2 separate regions of the Homo sapiens genome follow, and region 1 is linked to region 2. Evidence: chromatin contacts called from ENCODE Hi-C or POLR2A ChIA-PET data. All regions are on one chromosome and are shown on one strand. The core of a region is the stretch at or near the end of the contact, and the rest is flanking DNA. Distances in the headings are between cores, read along the strand shown. Region 1 overlaps LPCAT1 (lysophosphatidylcholine acyltransferase 1). Region 2 has its middle 17 kb from the start of TERLR1.

What was found. A loop is a pair of places that touch in the nucleus more often than their neighbours do. ChIA-PET counts read pairs that join two places held with the same protein, here RNA polymerase II (POLR2A). Pooled maps may share reads with other maps.
Region 1: a map of sigmoid colon shows a loop between it and region 2 (2.9-fold over the local background). The contact joins two enhancer-like sites. A Hi-C loop is called at or near these places in 2 of 168 maps with a recorded cell type or tissue (heart right ventricle and sigmoid colon) and 8 of 50 pooled maps. POLR2A ChIA-PET finds 5 or more read pairs at or near these places in 2 of 52 experiments (H1 and activated CD4-positive, alpha-beta T cell).

Annotation. Positions count from the first base shown.
Region 1 is chr5:1,478,910-1,481,609 of GRCh38, reverse strand. LPCAT1 (lysophosphatidylcholine acyltransferase 1) reads left to right here. Exons shown (of 14, transcript NM_024830.5): 7 at 634-668; 8 at 1,935-1,989. Among named protein-coding and RNA genes, the nearest start is that of MIR6075, 31 kb to the left of the region's middle. Within about 2 kb of position 1,254, at least 11 of the 41 ENCODE cell types and tissues checked have a DNase peak (open chromatin) inside an H3K27ac peak, as active enhancers do.
Region 2 is chr5:1,159,893-1,162,592 of GRCh38, reverse strand. No RefSeq gene overlaps it. Among named protein-coding and RNA genes, the nearest start is that of TERLR1, 17 kb to the left of the region's middle. Within about 2 kb of position 1,277, at least 8 of the 41 ENCODE cell types and tissues checked have a DNase peak (open chromatin) inside an H3K27ac peak, as active enhancers do.

The sequences.
Region 1 (2,700 bases), core at 5-2,504, 320 kb before region 2:
ATGCACCAAGAAGCACTAGCTTAGCCGTCAGGGGAGCAGAAGGTCCACCCCAGGGTGACGGTGTCTGGGCCTCTGCCGTCACGGCCCCTGCTGTGTGGTCCCTGCCCGGCGGCACTGAGGCTGAAGATGGGACTTCAGAGCACCCGGGGTGGGGGGGCCCTGCACATGCACCGTGGTTGGGGGAACACTCAGAGCAGTTGGAGAGAGCGGTGGGCAGGAGAGGGCCGGGGTCCCGGGTGCACACTGGAATTGGTGTCCCCAGGTCTGTGAGGAAAGCGGAGAGCATGGAGGGAGGGAGGACCCTTTTCCCAGGTTCTAGGGGCTCTGGGAACCTATAAGAGGGGGCTCTGAGTCCTCAGGGACTCTGGGGATCTTGGGGGAACTCTGGGGACCTGTAAGGTGGTGGTTCTCTGGGTCCTTAGAGGCTCTGGGGACCTCAGGCTGGGGGGCTGGTCCGAGTCCTGGATCCTCAGGGACTCTGGGAAGCTGGAGCTCTAGCACCCTCCTCCCTTCCCCCTGGCTGCAGCGCCTCTGTGGGGTGGGAGGTGCAGGGAGAGGCCGGCACACGCAGGTGCTTGGTGCAGGCCCTGGGTGCAGGCCCCATGCTGACTGACCCTGCCTCTTCCTCCCCAGGACACCATCACATGGACGTGGCAAGGACCTGGAGCGTAAGTTGAACGCCGTGTCGTCCTCTTTGTCCTGTTGTTCCATGAACACGTAGGGGCTGCTTGGGGTCTGCTGTGCACGCTAGTTACTTTTGCAGTTGTGAAAGCAGGTGTGGGACAGCCGTTAGGTTCAGCCCATTGTGAAAACTAAACGTACAGATGTGGCCCAGGCCTGACACTCCTGGATTCTGGGGTCTTAAGTTGCACGTCTTCAGTACCAGCAGGAAGGGAACTGTGAGTCTTGCATTCGGCTCTCGAGTTTGCCAGCTCAGTAATTACGATCGTCCACCTGGTGGCCCCTGGTAAGGAAAGTGGAGATTTAGGGGTGTCTGGGGGGACCCCGTCTGCACAGGCACAGAGACTGAGTAGTGCTGGGTGGGAGGCCAGCCCCTGCTGTGAGTCAGTGTCCCTGTCCCCCCAGCAGAGACACCGAAGGTCAGTTATGCAACAATGAACAACCCCACGGAAACGGGAACGAGCCCCAGAGGAGAAGCCCGGGGCCACAGGCTGGTCAGGGCCTCCTGGGTGCTGACGTCTGAGCTGACGTCGGGAGGGCAGAGGGAGCGGGAAAGTCCAAGAGAGAGCAGCTCCATTCCAGGCGTTTGGGAGGATGTGGGTCCGCTGGTGCTTTCAGGTGAAGGTGTTGAGGTCAGCGCTTCCCAGGCTGGCGTGTGGAGGCTCCCAGCTGGGAGCAGAGCTGGGAGGGGGCTCTGGGGGGTATAGGGGTTCTGGGGTCCCGGGGGCCTAGGGCTGGGGCTGGCATGACAGGGCAGAAAGAGGGTTGGGGCACTGGGCTGTCGGAGGCGTGAGTGTGGCCCTGGGAGCAGCTCCAAATGTCTCCCATGTCAACTCCTGCGGCAAAGGCATGGTGATCCTGGTTCTGAGGTTGGGAACTCTGGATCCAGGCTGGAGGGGTGGCATGACTCAGGGCCTGTGCTGCCTGGGGACAGCGAGGAGGGACAGGTGTGGAGGGACAGGTGTGGGCTGTACGAGGTCTCCTGAGCTGGAGAACAAGCAGGAGATGGTGTCTTGCTAGACGAACCAAGGACATAAGCAGGTGTTGAATCGGAAAAGCAGCATTTCCACCCACGGCTGTACGTCACACTGGGGCTCGGGCTGGGTGGGCACGGCACCCCCTCCGTGGGAGCGTTGACTGCCCAGTAGCGCCCTCTGGAGGGCGCGTCTGGAGGTTTCACCCCAGAATTGGGAGTAATTTACTTGTTAACCCGAGTTGTAAATCTGCTCAACATTGTGCAATCTGTTTTTAAGGCTGGAAATCCTGTGGCTCACGCTGTGTCAGTTTCACAACCAAGTGGAAATCGAGGTTCGTATGGATACAGAGTTACACAGCGCTCTTCACAGTGGTTGATGCAGACACGAGCTTACACCAGGATGCCCAGATAAGCCTTGTACAATGTGGCATATCACCTGTCTTGCTTTCCCATCTTTCCGTTTCTCAGGGCTCCTTCGAGGAGCCTCTGGTTGCTTTACCTCAATGACTTTATGTCTCTCTTATGAGTCTGAACCACTTGGATAAGATTTGGGTTTTTGTTTTTTGTTTTTCTGAGACAGCATTTTGTCTTGCTCTGTTGCCCAGGCTGGAGTGTAGCGATGGGCTCACTGCAGCCTCGACCTCCTGGGCCCAAGTGATCTCCCTGCCTCAGCCTCCCACGTAATTGGACCACAGGCACACGCCATGCCTAGCTAATTTTTGTAGAGATGGGTCTCACTTTGTTGCCTAGGCTGGTCTCAAACTCCTGGGCTCAAGCAGTCCTCCCGCCTTGGCCTCCTAAAGTGCGGGGATCACAGGCGTGAACTACCACACCCAGCTGGAAAGGATTTTTTAAACCTACCATTCATTATTATGGGTATTGTAGCTTAAGGACATATGAAGCTGGCCCACATGCAAATAATTATTTGTTTGGCTCTTAGTTTTACTTTACATATTTAATACCGCTGAGTTTGTCATAGCACCATGCTCTGTTTAATACATAGTCAAAGATCCCCCTTCTCAGCCTGACCCAGGTCTCCAGAG
Region 2 (2,700 bases), core at 28-2,527:
TTCCTCTCATCCTGTTCCAGTGGGTGGCCGCGTGGCCAGTGCTGGGTCAGCTGCCTGTCCCGTCACGGGACCCCTCGGGGTCACGGTGGCCTCAGGAGGACTGGCCGTAGGAACATGGCGAGGACACATCCTCGGGCCACGGGCAGCTGGCTTTGCTGACGTGGGGTGGGCGGCTGGCCGGCCACCAACCAGTGAGTGGGCAGGGGTCTCGGCCAGAGTGAGCGCTGGAATGGGGCTGGAGGAAGGTTCTAGAAGCAGAGAGGGTACTGGAAGAAAATGAACTCTGCTTTGGGTCATCTGCAGACCCCGGGAAGCTCCTGCTGTGGCCTTGCGTGCACAGAAAGCTGGGAGCCCCTGTGTCCGCACGGTGAGGGCGCCCCAGCTGGATGCACCTTCTGGAGCAGTGGGGATGCAGGATCCTCCCCCTCGGCTTCTGTTGTGACTTGCTCCCTGGCTGCTGTCCAGTAGCCGGGCACATGTCCAGCACCCTCCGTCGCTGGGCACTGCACATCCCAGCCACAGCCTCACCCCAACCCCTCCCGTAGCTCCTCCCTCGGCTGGGGGCCAGCAACACAAGGCCGGGCTGCCCAGCTTAGCCTGAACGTGACCTCCGTGGACGGGCAACGGCTGGGGCCCTGGAGCAGCTCCTACTCCTATAGGTCTGCCGCAGGTCCCCCACTGGCCTGGCCCTGGTGAGGGTGATCCCAGACCTGGCTGAGGGTCGGCAGATGCCCGGCCCTGCGGCGGCCGCCCCCAGCAAGGGGCTGTGCCCTGTAGCTGCGCCTTTCCTTAGGTAGCGCTGTCTCCACGGCACCCTCAACCCTGGGCCTTTGTCTCCAGGAAACGCCACTGAGCTAGCTGCTCACAAAGGGCAAATCGTGGACCAACAGACCACGCGGGAGTAGAGAGCTGAATGGGACACTTTATTTCAGCAGGCGAAGTAGCACCTTTGCAAACAAGCTGCAGAGCACCAAGGGGGAGTTTCAGGAAGCGCCTGGGCTGGAGGACACAGTGGGTGTGCACCTGGCAGCTGGAGTTACAAAGCGAGCCTGTTGTCTCTCCCACCACAGAACCTGCCCAGAGGGAGGGCCCAGCCCACAGAACCAGGGAGCAGTCTCACGCCCAGCACCGTGGGCCATGGAACAGGCTGCGGGGAGGGAGCTGGGCCACCTTCGCCTGGTCCTGGAAGTCAGGAACAAGAGCAGCATTCACAGAGGACAGGGTGTGCAGAGAATTCCCCTGCGCTGAGTCATCTCAACCTTGAGCCCGTCCTGGGGCGGAGGCACCATTGTTCTCCCAACTTCGGATGTGAGGAGGCTGAGGCCCTGGGAGGATTTACCTCGGCAAGGGGGTGCAGGACAAGTGCATCAGTCTGCTGTTGGGTCAGTAACACTGCGTAACAAGTCGAGCTGCAGTTACTTATCCCTGCTCACTGTCAGGGCCAGCTGGTCTAGGCTTATCGGCCCTTCTGGGCCGTGCTCTGGGCTGAGACCTCTCTCCAGGTCTCTCACCCTCCAGGGGCCGGCAGCCTTACCTGGGATGTGTTTCTTTTCTTTTCTTCTTTTTTTTTTGAGACGGAGTCTCGCTCTGTCACCCAGGCTGGAGTGCAGTGGCGCAATCTCGGCTCACTGCAAGCTCTGCCTCCTGGGTTCACGCCATTCTCCTGGCTCAGCCTCCTGAGTAGCTGGGACTACAGGTGCCCGCCACCACGCCCGGCTAATTTTTTGTATTTTTGGTAGAGGCGGGGTTTCACTGTTTTAGCCAGGATGGTCTCGATCTCCTGACCTTGTGATCCGCCCGCCTCGGCCTCCCAAAGTGCTGGGATTACAGGCGTGAGCCATCGCGCCTGGCCCCTGGGGTGTGTTTCTTACAGTGACAGCAGAGGCCAAGCCCAGCCTGCTTGAAATCCATTATTGATCCACTGTTGATCCAGAGCAGAGCATGCTTGTGTCCTCGGAGGGGTGGAGGGGGAAGAGAGCAGGTGTTTGCTGAACAATAATCCAAGTACCCCCCATGATCTCGAGGCAGAGGGAATGGAACCCAGCCCCCAGCAGCAGTGTCGCTGTGGCGCTGTGGTGGCACCCTGCCTGCTCTCCCACCACCCTTCAGCAGCTCCTCTCCAAAGTCTGCCCCTCCAGGACCCCGTCACGGGGTAGGGGGAGGAGGCGTCCCATCGTCCAACGTACAGTTCAGTAAATGGTGGGGAGAAAGGGTTAACATCCTCTCTCCTGCCCCTTGCCTCCACCCATCTCTGTCTCTCTCTCTCTCTCTCCCTTCCTGTCTCTCTCTGTCTCTCCCTCCCTCTCTCTGTCTCTGTCTTTCTGTCTCTATCACTCATCCTGTGTCTTCTCTCTGTCTGTTTTTCTCCCTCCCTCTCTCTGTCCCTCCCTCTCTCTGTCTCCATCTTTCTCTGTCTCTATCACTCTCCCTGTCTCTCTCCCTCCCTCTCTGTGTCTCTCTCTCCCTCTCTTTCTCTGTCTCTGTCTCTGCTCCCCACTGCACTTCCATCACTCCTCACTCCCAAAGGCTCTCCCGTTCCCTGGTCACCTACCTTGTTGAGGCTCCCCCAGGAGGGCCTCCAGGTCTGTGGTGAGACCCCAGGGATCTGACAGCAGGTGGGAGTGAAGTCATGGGAGCCCAGGTGCGGGTGACCCCTGGAGGTGACCCCTGAGTCCCTCTGACCTGGCTGCAGAATGAAGG